4 separate regions of the Homo sapiens genome follow, and all the other regions are linked to region 2. Evidence: chromatin contacts called from ENCODE Hi-C data. All regions are on one chromosome and are shown on one strand. The core of a region is the stretch at or near the end of the contact, and the rest is flanking DNA. Distances in the headings are between cores, read along the strand shown. Region 1 overlaps SORBS2 (sorbin and SH3 domain containing 2). Region 2 holds the start of DCTD (dCMP deaminase). Region 3 overlaps SNX25 (sorting nexin 25). Region 4 has its middle 330 kb from the start of LINC00290.

Region 1 (2,700 bases), core at 21-2,520, 2.8 Mb after region 2:
CATATTTTAAAATGAGAGAAAATCTAGTTTTTTCATTAACTTTCTACTCATCTCTTTCTGGGCCCGCTCAGCAAATCCCCGGTTTCAGAGGACTGCCCTGTAAGGAACTATAGACAGGGTTTCCATCCGTATTTCCATTTTCTGAATAAGTAACAAGGGGAACTAGACTCTCAGGGCCTCCTCTGCCTGCTTCGTCCTTATGGAGCTGATGTGGGGAGAACACTCCTCACTGTCCAGTCTAGTGATGACCACAGTTCTGTAGCCACGTGGATCTGTGTACTCGAGGTCAGTTAGTTCCAGAAAATCATCCAGTCTAACATTTGCTCAGATTCCCTAATTTCTACTCTGTGAAAGACAAGGAATAGTACAGCTCTTCAGTTTCCTGGGGGAGTGCTTCATTACTTTTCCTCTTTTTCTTTCTACTTAGTCTAATGACTCAGATTCCAGATGGTTCTGCCTAAGTTTAGAATTATCATGATCTACTTTGTAGAGAGAAAAGAAAACATTTCTTGTACAGTACAACTTATGTAATTTTTTTTCAGGGAAGTGAGAAAAATATAACACGCAGTGTAGAAGAACTTTTGGCTCTAACATTAGATATCAATGTTTCGTATTCTGTCATTGGGGTGTATTGTAATTTACTTATTTACTGTCTAATTCCTTCTGTAGCTAGTGAAGTTTACATTTTCTTTTTTCTTTTTTTTTGAGATGGAGTCTTGCTCTATCGCCCAGACTGGAGTGCAGTAGAGCCATCTCGGCTCACTGCAAGCTCCGCCTCCCGGGTTCACGCCATTCTCCTGCCTCAGCCTCCCGAGTAGCTGGGACTACAGGTGCCTGCCACGGCACCTGGCTAATTTTTTGTATTTTTAGTAGAGACGGGGTTTCACTGTGTTAGCCAGGATGGTCTCGATCTGTGAAGTTTACATTTTCAAAGAATGTTTTAATGATATGGAAAAATATTCTCCAAACAATGATGTGCAAGTACAAGGTACAAACCAGGAAAGTGTAATTCTAATTTTTTTTTTTTAAAGGTCAATATACTTTCTTTTTTTTTTTTTTTTTTGGAAAAGAAATATTCCTAATAATTCATTTAATCATCTGGAGAGTGGGTTGAAGTTTTGTAAAATTTAATTTCTTCATTATAGACTGTATTATTTTAATAAAAGCTTTTCTTTGGTGTCACCCATTGTGTGCAGCACTGAGCTGGGGCCCTGGAGCTCTCACTATTGTCCATCTGGCCGCACCACTGTCAGCACTGCTTTCAATGAACTGTAACAGAATACTGATGACTCAGCATTTCTGCTGCTGACAGGAAGTCCTTGAGCGAGTCTCTTTGTAGTTCCTCCAAGAAAGGATGCTCAGGCACTCCTTGGGTGAACAGCTGCAGGCCATGGAGAGGACAACCGGGTTGCAGTAGTAAGTTTGCACTGGGCTATCCCAGAGCTAGAACAAGGGAACAGGTCAGCCCCTAGAGTCCCAGAGGTCACAGACTTGGGCAGGTCCAGGCGTTAAATGCAGCTGTGCCTTTGGAGCTGGACATCCAGGTACCTGGCTGCCTGCTGGGAACAGGTGAGTATGTATCAGCCATTGTGAAGCCTCAAAAGGCTGCAGCCTGACGTAGCTGCAGATCAGGCTGTACCCAAATTGCATTGTTACTGATGAAATAATTTTTTAAAAAACCAATGGTATCTATTTGAGCATTTTCCTCATGGACACCATTCAACAGAATGCTGTTCTCGGGGAACAAATGACTCATGCAAATGACTATTTTCTAGGTTTTTCTCATGGTCAAGCAGCCATGATCTTTTTATAGCTTTATTTTATTTTAACTCAGTCCCAATGGTTAATTTAAATCCTTTCTTTCTTTCATCAATGATACAAAGAGCTCACTTTACTACAGTCTCATCTTGACAGAGTCAAATGCAGAGGCTGTAAGGCTGCCCACCTGAGGAGGAGGAACTGGAACTTAGGAAAACAGCTCAGATGCTTCATGCAAATGAGGAAGCTCAATTGGCTTCTATTGAAAATACCTCACGCATCATTTTCTCTTGTCTCTACTTGCCAAAATATTTATAAAATATCTTTGCCCTGCCATACCTAACTAAGCCTCTTGGAATTTATTTTTTCAGTGAGATTCTCTGATGCAATAACCAAGCACTGGCTTTTAGAAAGTGTTCTCTCCCCCTCCCTCCCTCCCTGCCTGTCTCTCTCCCTCCCTCCCTGCCTGTCTCTCTCCCTCCCTCCCTGCCTATCTCTCTCCCCCTCCCTCTCTCCCTGCCTCTCTCCCTCCCTCCCTGCCTATCTCTCTCCTTCCCTCTCTCCCTCCCTCCCTGCCTATCTCTCTCTCTCCCTCCCTGCCTATCTCTCTCCCTCCCTGCCTATCTCTCTCCCTCCCTATCTCTCTCCCTCCCTCCCTGCCTCTCTCCCTCCCTCCCTGCCTGTCTCTCTCCCTCCCTCCCTGCCTGTCTCTCTCCCTCCCTCCCTATCTCTCTCCCTCCCTCCCCGCCTGTCTCTCTCTCTTCCTCCCTGCCTATCTCTTTCCCTCCCTCCCTGCCTGTCTCTCTCTTTCTCTCTCTCTCTCTCTCTCTCTCTCTCTCTCTCTATATATATATATATATATATATATATATATATATATATATATGTCTGTTTCTCTGTCTCACTCTAGATATACAATCAAATCAGTGTGCAGATGGAGGA
Region 2 (2,942 bases), core at 146-2,645:
TCAAGCCTTACTCCTAGCTAAGGTAGACAGTGCCATCCCATCTTACACAGACTCAGAGAACTTAGGTAACTTAACCTAAACCACACAGGATTATCATCCATGCCAGACGGATTCAAAGAAAACATCTGAAGCCTTCCCAACTCTGATATTAACCAGATAATTTTTCCCTTCCCTTTCTCCTCAATAATCCAGATGGGACAGAAGTTATCAACTCCGAGTAATGAATTACATGAGAAGAAACTATGAAAAACGTCAAGTGCTACTCCTAAAGCAAGGTTTTTGGAACGTAGTTTACCAGGGGCAAGCAGAGACTGTCTACGGCAGGGAGAGCCCACGAAGGGGGTCCTAGGACTTCAGGGGAGTGGTCGCTTTCAAAAGGAATGAAACAAGGGCAAGGAAGGAAGACAACACAAAAACGGGGTGGGTACCACGGAGAAATCTTGAGAAAGGCGAGGAATGTGGTCTAAAGGAAGGCAAGCATCTCCCAAAACTTCTGCTTCAGGCTCCACACTTTATTTAGGCATCTGCTACAGTGCAGGGCGGCAGTGCCTAAGACAAGGATGCAGTGGAGAGTGGGTGCTGGGAACCACGGTCACCCACTGATTACGCTGCCCCACATCTGAGAGGCCTGGCAACCCCCCTAACAGGAAAAGACAGGTGCTGAATCAGCCTGGTTTCCCACCTGGCTTTAGGGCCAGCATCCATCATCGCTGTGGGGTGCTGGAGAAGTACCTACTAAATAGGAGGGAGGGGGAGCCATGGGGGGCGAGGGAAGAGCAGGAGAGGGAAGGGTCCTGTTAATCCCCTGGGCGCCTTCTCCTGGTGTGGCTGAACGCCCACTAGAGCCCTGTGAGGACTGAGGCCCAGCTGTAGAAACAGAGAGAACTGGAGCTCGAATACAACGATTCAGGAAGACACATCCGGTCACCGTCCCAGGCACACCCCACGCCGCTCGCAACCCCGTCAGCTCTGATCCAGGGCCTACACCCGGCATTCCCAACCCACACACGGGCGCAGGAAGGGATGTGGTGTTCAGACGCCCAGCACCACCTCCCGGGGCACTCCAAGGGGCCCGGCCTCGCACAGGCCGCGGCGCCCGCCGAGAAATCGACCCTGGAGTGACTGCGGGGACCCCGAGCGCCCCCACCCCGCCCGCATTCTCCGATCTAAAGGCTGAGCGCGGCCGAGGCGCCCCCAGCGTCCGCGGCCCCAGGCCCCCGCCCGGCAGCCAGCGCCCCGCGCCACGCGCTCGGGACGGTGCCACGCGGCGGTGGCTAGGGGCGCGCGGGCCGCGTACCCGCACGGCTGGCCCCCGCCCACCATCCGGTGCCGGCTCCGCGCGCAGGCCGGTGCTCGTCCCCGCCGCCGCCGTGCTCAGGGAAGGAAGTCGGGGGAGGAGGCGGGGCCGCCGCGGGGCCGGAAGGGGGCAGCGGCCCGGGCGCCGCGCGTTCGCAGGACGGCGGCTGGCCCCGGGGGCCCGAAGCCCTGAGGGGAGGGAGGGAGGGACGGCGGGGGCGGGTCGCACGCCGCAAAGGCGCTGCTCCGCGTCGCCGTACGCCTCCCGGTCCCCGTGACGCAGCCCGCGGTCCGGCCGGCGGTGTTCAGAGCCCGAGCACAAACTACTTCCCGGGTGCCAGACCGCCCCGAGGTCGCCCCGCTGCCCGGGTCACGCGTGGCGCTGGGTGGCCGCGAGTTGGGCGCTCCCGGGCCTGACTGCACGACCGTCGGGGGCTGCTTGGTTTGGTGGTGGTGGCGGTGGTGAGGTTTTCCCCACCATCCGTGTTCCATCAACTGCTTAGAGACACGGCTATGGAGATTGTGATTAAAAGACGACCCCAAGAATCTAGTGCCGTGAAACTGGCGGGGCGGGAGGTGGGGAGACCTGGTTTGGGTCTCTGGAGTGAGCCCGCTGTGTCGCAGCGTCCCCGTGGGGACCCTTGGCCGGTGGCTGGGTCACAGTTTCACACACTGGATGGGGCAGGGAACTGGGTCCGGCGGGGGCGCTGTGCCTCGAGGCTCAGTGCCTCGAAGCTAGATTTGCATTTGGCTGCGCCTGACAGGCTTTCAGTTTCTGCTCAAATTGTGCGGAAGGGCCTGAGGTGTTTGCTAAAGCCTGCCGCGCCCTGCTCGACCCGTATCACCGCACAGGCACCCCACCTGCATGTTACCTCCTGGTAATGCTCGCCCACTTATATAGTGCACATTTTGTTGCAGTTGTTTCAAAGATGAGAAAAACAGGGCAATAGGAAAGACCATCAGTGACATTTCTGGAGTCGTATGCCCCAAGCAACTTAATCTGGTTTTCATGAACTTCGTTACCCTGTGCAGACGTCTAGCCCCTTACAGTGGTTCTAGCACAGAGAATGACAGAAGAACCCCTTTCTGTTTCATTCATGGGACTTGAGGGGACTGTCAGCACTCCATAAATAACAGCTACTGTAATAATCGCCAGTTCTGATCTGCACATCCCAGATTTGAACTGCTATTCCAAACAAAAGCTTGTTAACTATATTAATTTAGCCTAACGGAGGAAGAATGATGAGAGTAAACAGTTGGTTCTATCTAATTTCTCACTACAGCAGACACATCATTCTTCATCTCATGGTCCAGCTTGTAGATTCAATAATTAAATTATGTACTGCTCTTGGTGGATGCCGGGAAAGCAAAAGGGAGAAATACTTCATCGTTAACTATAGATTTTTTTTTTTTTTTTTTTGCCTTGATAAGACTCAGGCTTGAAAGAGCCACATAGATTAAGATGATGATTTTTAATTTCAAGTTGACTTTACATGGCTGTCTTGTTGCCGCTAAAATGTGTCATATATCCCGAGCCCCTGGTTTCCCTCCTCCTCCCAAATCCACCGCTTGGTCTTTGTCACACTCATCTACAGTCTTTGGGTCTTCATAGATCCATTTCTCTTCTTACCAACCTACAACCCATA
Region 3 (2,853 bases), core at 36-2,535, 2.3 Mb after region 2:
GATATACTTGAATGATAATAGCACCTGAATTTGTGGTGGGTGTTATCATGCCTTTAGAAGAAAGATTTTTTTGCCTGGTAGTGAGGATAAGTGTTCTTTCATTTCTCATTGTGATTAATTGTATTGTTTCTGTATATTTCTTTTTTTTTTCTTTAGTTGGCGTCTTGACCTTGAATGTTTATTTCTTAATAAAAGCCATGAAATAATTTTATGGTTACGAATTTCTCTGTCTCCTTAAGTTGACCCGTAGGGTATGTTTTAAAGTATTTTGTTGATATGTGTACTTGTGTAAATTAGTTTATATGGTTATATAATGTATATTTAGAATCATGGCTTTGTTTTCTTCTTTATTTTTTTTTTTGAGACAGAGTCTCGCTCTGTCGCCCAGGCTGGAGTGCAGTGGCACAATCTCGGCTCACTGCAACCTACGCCTCCTGGGTTCAAGTGATTCTCCTGTCTCAGCCTCTGGAGTACCTGGGATTACAGGCGCCTGCCACCACGCACGGCTAATTTTTGTATTTTTAGTAAAGACAGGGTTTCACCACGTTGGCCAGGCTGGTCTGGAACTCCTGACCTCAGGTGATCTGCCTGCCTCAGCCTCCCAAAGTGCTGGGATTACAGATGTAAGCCACCACACCCAGCCCGTACTTTTTATATTTAAGTTATGTATAGTTTTTTGATACTTAGCTTGAAGAGAGGTGTCGTTGCTGGGATTACAAGTGTGAGCCACCGCACCTGGCCTCACTCGTTGGTTCTGTTTGTGTCTTGTACAGCAGTTTTACAAAGTACAGCCTTTTACATATATTTTTTCATGTAAATGTGTTTTAAACAAACTGGATATCTAGTGGACGAGGATGCTATTTTAGGTTTTGCCTATCTTTTACTCATGCAGCTTATCTTGTTCACCTATGTGCAGGACTACAGTGTGCTGAGTAGAAAGAGTGATTGGCAGGTAGGAGTCTTGACTTTGCTACCTCTTTGAGCAAGTTACTTCACTTCTTTGAGCCTCAATTTCCTGAAGGGACGAAACTCACTTACTATGTAGGAACTGTGGTCTATTTGTTTGTTGCCAATAAATGAGATTATAGGATCAACCCATTCCTGTTTTTGCAGTTTCATCTGGGTCAGAAACCATTTCCGCTGTTTTTCCTTAATGGAATAGTACCATTAGGGATGAGATGTAGCTACTTTTTGCAAAATCTAGAAAACATAACAACCATAGGTTCAAATTAATATCTGAAAATGAGCAGAACGTGACTGAGAGTTTCATGTGCCTTGTTTTCTGGTTTTGCTTTTGTTTTACCTTCCTTTTTGTGTCCAGTGCTTAGTGATACGGATATTGATTCCACCTTACAGACTAGAAGCCCTCTATACATTTTATTTGCTGAGTAGTAAAAGATTGAGATAGATCTTTTTTCTGTCTTTGGCAATTAATTGTTCTCAGCTGGAAGGCACAGTTATCTTATCCCTACAACTGAGGCTGCTGGAATCACTCTGAAAATTTATCTAAACCTTTGTGTCATTGTTTGTGAACAAAAATCCTAATGCTGTTGCATGTTTTTGAGTTATGAAATTTAAAATGCTGTTTTATAAATTGCTATAAAGCTGAATTGCAAAAATACTGGAAATGTGAAAAAACATTGAATATACTTCCATGGTTGATATTTCAACCATGAAAAAAGCCATCATAGAATATTAATACCAAAATTGTGCTTCCTTTGACCTGTGGGCACTTGCAAATATGTGATTCCATTGCCATTCAGTTTTCTAAGAAAAATGACTCTCCCTCTCCCCACCCTCCAATCCCTCCCCCCAGAGAGCTCACCTAAATTTCTTTTTTTTTTTTTTTTTTTGAGTCAGGGTTTTGCTTGCTCACCCAGGCTGGAATGCAGTGGCGCTGTCTTGACTCACTGCAACCTCCACCTCCCAGGCTCAAATGATCCTCCCACCTCAGCCCCAAGTAGCTGGGAATATAGGCGTCCACCACCACACCCGGCTAATTTTTGTATTTTTTGTAGAGATGGGGTTTTGCCATGCTGCCCAGGCTGGTCTCAAGCTCCTGGGCTCAAGTGTTCCTCCCACCTCGGCCTCCCAAAGTTCTGGGATTACAGGAATGAGCCACTGTGCCCAGCCAATTTATTATCCTGAAGCTTCTAATTTGGTGTGTAGTGGCCAAGATGTATAAAATGAACCCCAAATTCTAGGCTAAAAAATTATTTGACACGTATAGGTTAGTTGTTCGTAGGGAATTGTGAAGTAGATCTGGTTCACGTAGGATTCCCAGGGATAAAGTAGTGTGCAGACAAGCAAAGAAAAGCAGGAGGATAAATTATTTATCTGAAATGACATCTGCAATTAAGCCAAATCAAACAGTGTTTGAAAAGTGAAAAAAAAAAAAAAAAAAACCTCTGAGAAACAAGAAGTGATAAAAAATAACCTTGGTACCCTCGAGTTGGAGCAGGAGTGTGTAGCTAAATGTTTTTCTCCCTTGGGGCCCTGTGGGGAGTCACCACCAAGCCCACTAATATTTTATTTTTCAAAAGACCTAGCTTCTTGCAAACATCACACTGGCTTCACCTTCTTTCTAAATAGGCTTTAGAAACTGTGCTGTCCAACACGGTAACCACTAGACAGCGGCTATAGAGCACCCCAAATGTGGCTAGTCCAAATTGAGATTACTGAAAGAATAAAATATAAACCAGATTACAGAGCTTAGTACGAAAAAAAGCAAAGTATTTTATTTCAAAAACGTGAGTTTTAAATATTGATTACATTTTGAAATAATGTTTTACATAATTTTGTTAAATGGATATATTATTAAAGTGAATTTTACCTGTTTCTTTTTACTTTTTT
Region 4 (2,990 bases), core at 360-2,859, 2.1 Mb before region 2:
GTTACAGGCGTAATCTTAAATCTTAAAAGTTTAAAATGTCTTCTATTTTTAAATGACTTTCATAACTTTAATGCACTATTTCATTAGGACAGTGATTTGCAAATGTTATCTTTGATTTAAAGTGGTCTTTGTGGTTTTTACTTTTTCTAAGTATTTAAATTTTCTGGTAAAGAAGGGAGGCTTTGTAAGGCCTAGAAACGTGTCTTTATTTTTATTAAGTAGATGGGTTCAAGACAAAATAAGGAGGAAAAGATGGAAGGAAGGAGAGAAATCGTACTACCTTGGACTAAAAATAACATTTGGTGGGTGCAGTTGGCCCATGCCTATAATCCCAGCACTTTGGGAATCAAGGCGGAAGTATAACTTGAAGCAAGGAGTTCAATACCAGCCTGGGCAACAAAGTGAAAATCCCTCTCTATAAAAAAAAATAAGAAGAAGAAGAAGAAGCAAGGCATGGTGGTGTGCACCTGTAGTCCCAGCTACTTGAGGGGCTGAGACCTGAGAATTGCTTGAGCTCAGGAGTTGGAGGATGCAGTGAACCATGATTATGCCACTACACTCCAGCCTGGGTGAAAGAGTGAGACCCTGTCTCTAAATAACAATAATAATAATAATATGCTTTATAAAAAGGAAGGAAAGAAGAGCTGAAAAGAAGCATCTTGGGTGTACTTTCTCTTTCTCCACCACTTTTCTTGTGAGCATAGTCCATAGTTAGTAGAAAACTGACATGCAATAGACATGTGGGATGCTGAGTGGTCTTGTCACCCAACTTCGCCATTTTCACAGAGGCCTAAAGATGCTGCATGTCTTGTTCAAGGCTACACATATTCTTAGTTTGAACCAAATTGCATATTTAATAAGAAATGTTAAATCATTTTTTTTAAGCCAGGGCCAAAAGGACTTGGAAATATTTAGAAAAAGTATATTTTGTATTTGTACATAAAATTCCTACACCTGCCTATAAGCACTCTGTAACTATTTTTCCCTTACTGAAGAATTTAGCTTTTGCTAGAATTTCAAAAGCTACGTAATTATCTGCACACAGTGTCTTGTATCTTGGAACAAATGTTGCAGGAGCTGAGATCTGCCGCTGCTGAGGACTGGGCACTGAAGTTCAGCCACAGTCCAACACGTGAGGTGACTCCTAGGTCAGAAGGAAGCAGAAGGGATGAGGCTGCAGGTCCCAAGGATCTCCCCGTGAGGTGACAATCTGGGTGATATAACAAGCAATGGTGAGATAAAAGGTCACAGGGATGCAGGACACAGTGTGAACCACTCTCTCTCTCTGCTATGTGGAAAAGCTTTCACTTTCACTTTCCCAAGAGAAGAGGGAATTGTCACATCCTTCTTTCCAAGTTGATGTTTCTCTAATTCTTTGCCCCATCCTGTTGTATGTTTTGTGTATCTTATCCCCAAAACTATTCCCACAGCAGCATGTTTAGCTAGTGACTGAGCCCAGTGGGGACAATAATGTATCAGCTGCTTTATTAGAAAAAGGAAGAGTGGGGGGCTGGCAACCAGTTTCCATTTGGGAGGACTCTGTCATGGTGAGTAGACAGGACGATGACTCAGCAGTTATATGATTTTCAGGTTCTGTATCCTGAAATTGTCTGAACATGCAGTAACACATAGATGAGGGCTTACTGACAGATGCGTAGCTTGCACGTACAGTTTCTTTTCTTCCCAGAACTTGTCTAAACATTGGAGTCATTTGTTGCCTTGGGCCTCACTGCCTGAAGCATCTCTCTTCCCTCTGAGTTCCTGACTCCAGCTCCGTCTGGCTGCAGAGCAATCTCAGGTCTGTGTCCTTAGGTGTTTGATTCCAGCCGAGACCTGGCAGAACTTCCTGCCTTCCAGAACCAGCTATGTCAAATACACATCGCGATTATTTTACTGAAGGGGCTTCAGCCACCTCCGCACATTGCTCAGGCTGAGTAAAAAATAGAGACCATTAACTGCGTGTGTACCTTATTACAGAATTAACATTTAATTCTTATGCAGTGTGTGAAAAAATGTATTTCACCTCCAGAATATCCCATATACAATCTTAATTTTAATAGAAAGAATATGCTCTGCTATGTGACGCTTAAGATACTGGGACACACAGTAATATACAACTGATATATGCTGATGTGGCAGGTGTGTTAAGTAATTCAGATATTTTTACAGCAAAATTAAAGCAAATTAATGAAGATTAGTATCTGAGGTTTGCCAATCCTCTTGTATAAATAAAATAAACATGAGGAATATTTACCTTAAATGGAACCTTGAATTTATCACTTGTATCACTTGCAGAAATGAGAATTTGTTAAAATAAATACAGGGCCTATGTCAATGGTAAAAAAAATTAAAATTTTACATTTCTACTTGTAAGAGCATAATTCCTTTCAAGAATAAATAAGTAGCACATTGTATCTGGACAACTAGGTGGCGCTGGTGTATTATCCTTTCAATCCCAGAAAAGCAAATTCAAATATCATCTTATATATTCCAGCTCAGTGGTCAGACATGCATGTGATCCTCAGCTGCACGTTTCAGTGGTAATTTAGAAGAGACTCATGAGTGAATATTGGAAGTGCTGTCACTCTGCAGGGAACACTAACTACTCTCTAGCTTCCCATTGGCATGTTGCAGATACAGACCTTGAATTCAGAATCTTACTTTTAAAATTTCTAGAAAATCTGGTATTCTTCTGAAGGTAGGAAGCATTTTGAATTAAAAATGTCTTTGGAAATGTGGATCCTTACAGATACCAGAATATTTAAGAGAGATTATTCAAAGCAATTTTGTTACCATCAGAGGTTTTAAAAATGAAATTTCACAGGACACAGCCAAAGGGACGCTTGTAAGTAATTAGATCCTACATAAAGACAGTATTTAAATTTCAAATGTAGACTTGCGAAATTACATAATAACATCAGGTACTTGTGTCATTCTAATGGTTTTAGGCGCTGTTTAAGTACTTTGCATATATTAACTCAATTATTCCC

What was found. A loop is a pair of places that touch in the nucleus more often than their neighbours do. Pooled maps may share reads with other maps.
Region 1: a loop to region 2 is called in a map with no recorded cell type, with 9 times the contacts of the local background. The contact joins the enhancer-like site here to the promoter of DCTD in region 2. A Hi-C loop is called at or near these places in 2 of 37 single-sample maps with no recorded cell type and 2 of 50 pooled maps.
Region 3: a pooled map shows a loop between it and region 2 (2.9-fold over the local background). The contact joins the enhancer-like site here to the promoter of DCTD in region 2. A Hi-C loop is called at or near these places in 2 of 50 pooled maps.
Region 4: a loop to region 2 is called in a map with no recorded cell type, with 7 times the contacts of the local background. The contact joins the enhancer-like site here to the promoter of DCTD in region 2. A Hi-C loop is called at or near these places in 2 of 168 maps with a recorded cell type or tissue (IMR-90 and K562), 2 of 37 single-sample maps with no recorded cell type and 8 of 50 pooled maps.

The regions. Positions count from the first base shown.
Region 1 is chr4:185,729,266-185,731,965 of GRCh38, forward strand. The region is part of intron 3 of SORBS2 (sorbin and SH3 domain containing 2); the gene reads right to left. Among named protein-coding and RNA genes, the nearest start is that of SORBS2, 82 kb to the right of the region's middle. RefSeq lists a silencer at 116-313. Within about 2 kb of position 1,271, at least 8 of the 41 ENCODE cell types and tissues checked have a DNase peak (open chromatin) inside an H3K27ac peak, as active enhancers do.
Region 2 is chr4:182,915,991-182,918,932 of GRCh38, forward strand. It overlaps DCTD (dCMP deaminase), which reads right to left and starts at 1,396. Exons shown (of 6, transcript NM_001921.3): 1 at 1,321-1,396. RefSeq lists a silencer at 1,028-1,737.
Region 3 is chr4:185,254,791-185,257,643 of GRCh38, forward strand. All of the region lies in intron 2 of SNX25 (sorting nexin 25), which reads left to right. Among named protein-coding and RNA genes, the nearest start is that of SNX25, 47 kb to the left of the region's middle. Within about 2 kb of position 1,286, at least 4 of the 41 ENCODE cell types and tissues checked have a DNase peak (open chromatin) inside an H3K27ac peak, as active enhancers do.
Region 4 is chr4:180,826,187-180,829,176 of GRCh38, forward strand. No RefSeq gene overlaps it. Among named protein-coding and RNA genes, the nearest start is that of LINC00290, 330 kb to the right of the region's middle. RefSeq lists an enhancer at 963-2,162. Within about 2 kb of position 1,610, at least 3 of the 41 ENCODE cell types and tissues checked have a DNase peak (open chromatin) inside an H3K27ac peak, as active enhancers do; they include IMR-90, where a contact is called at or near this core.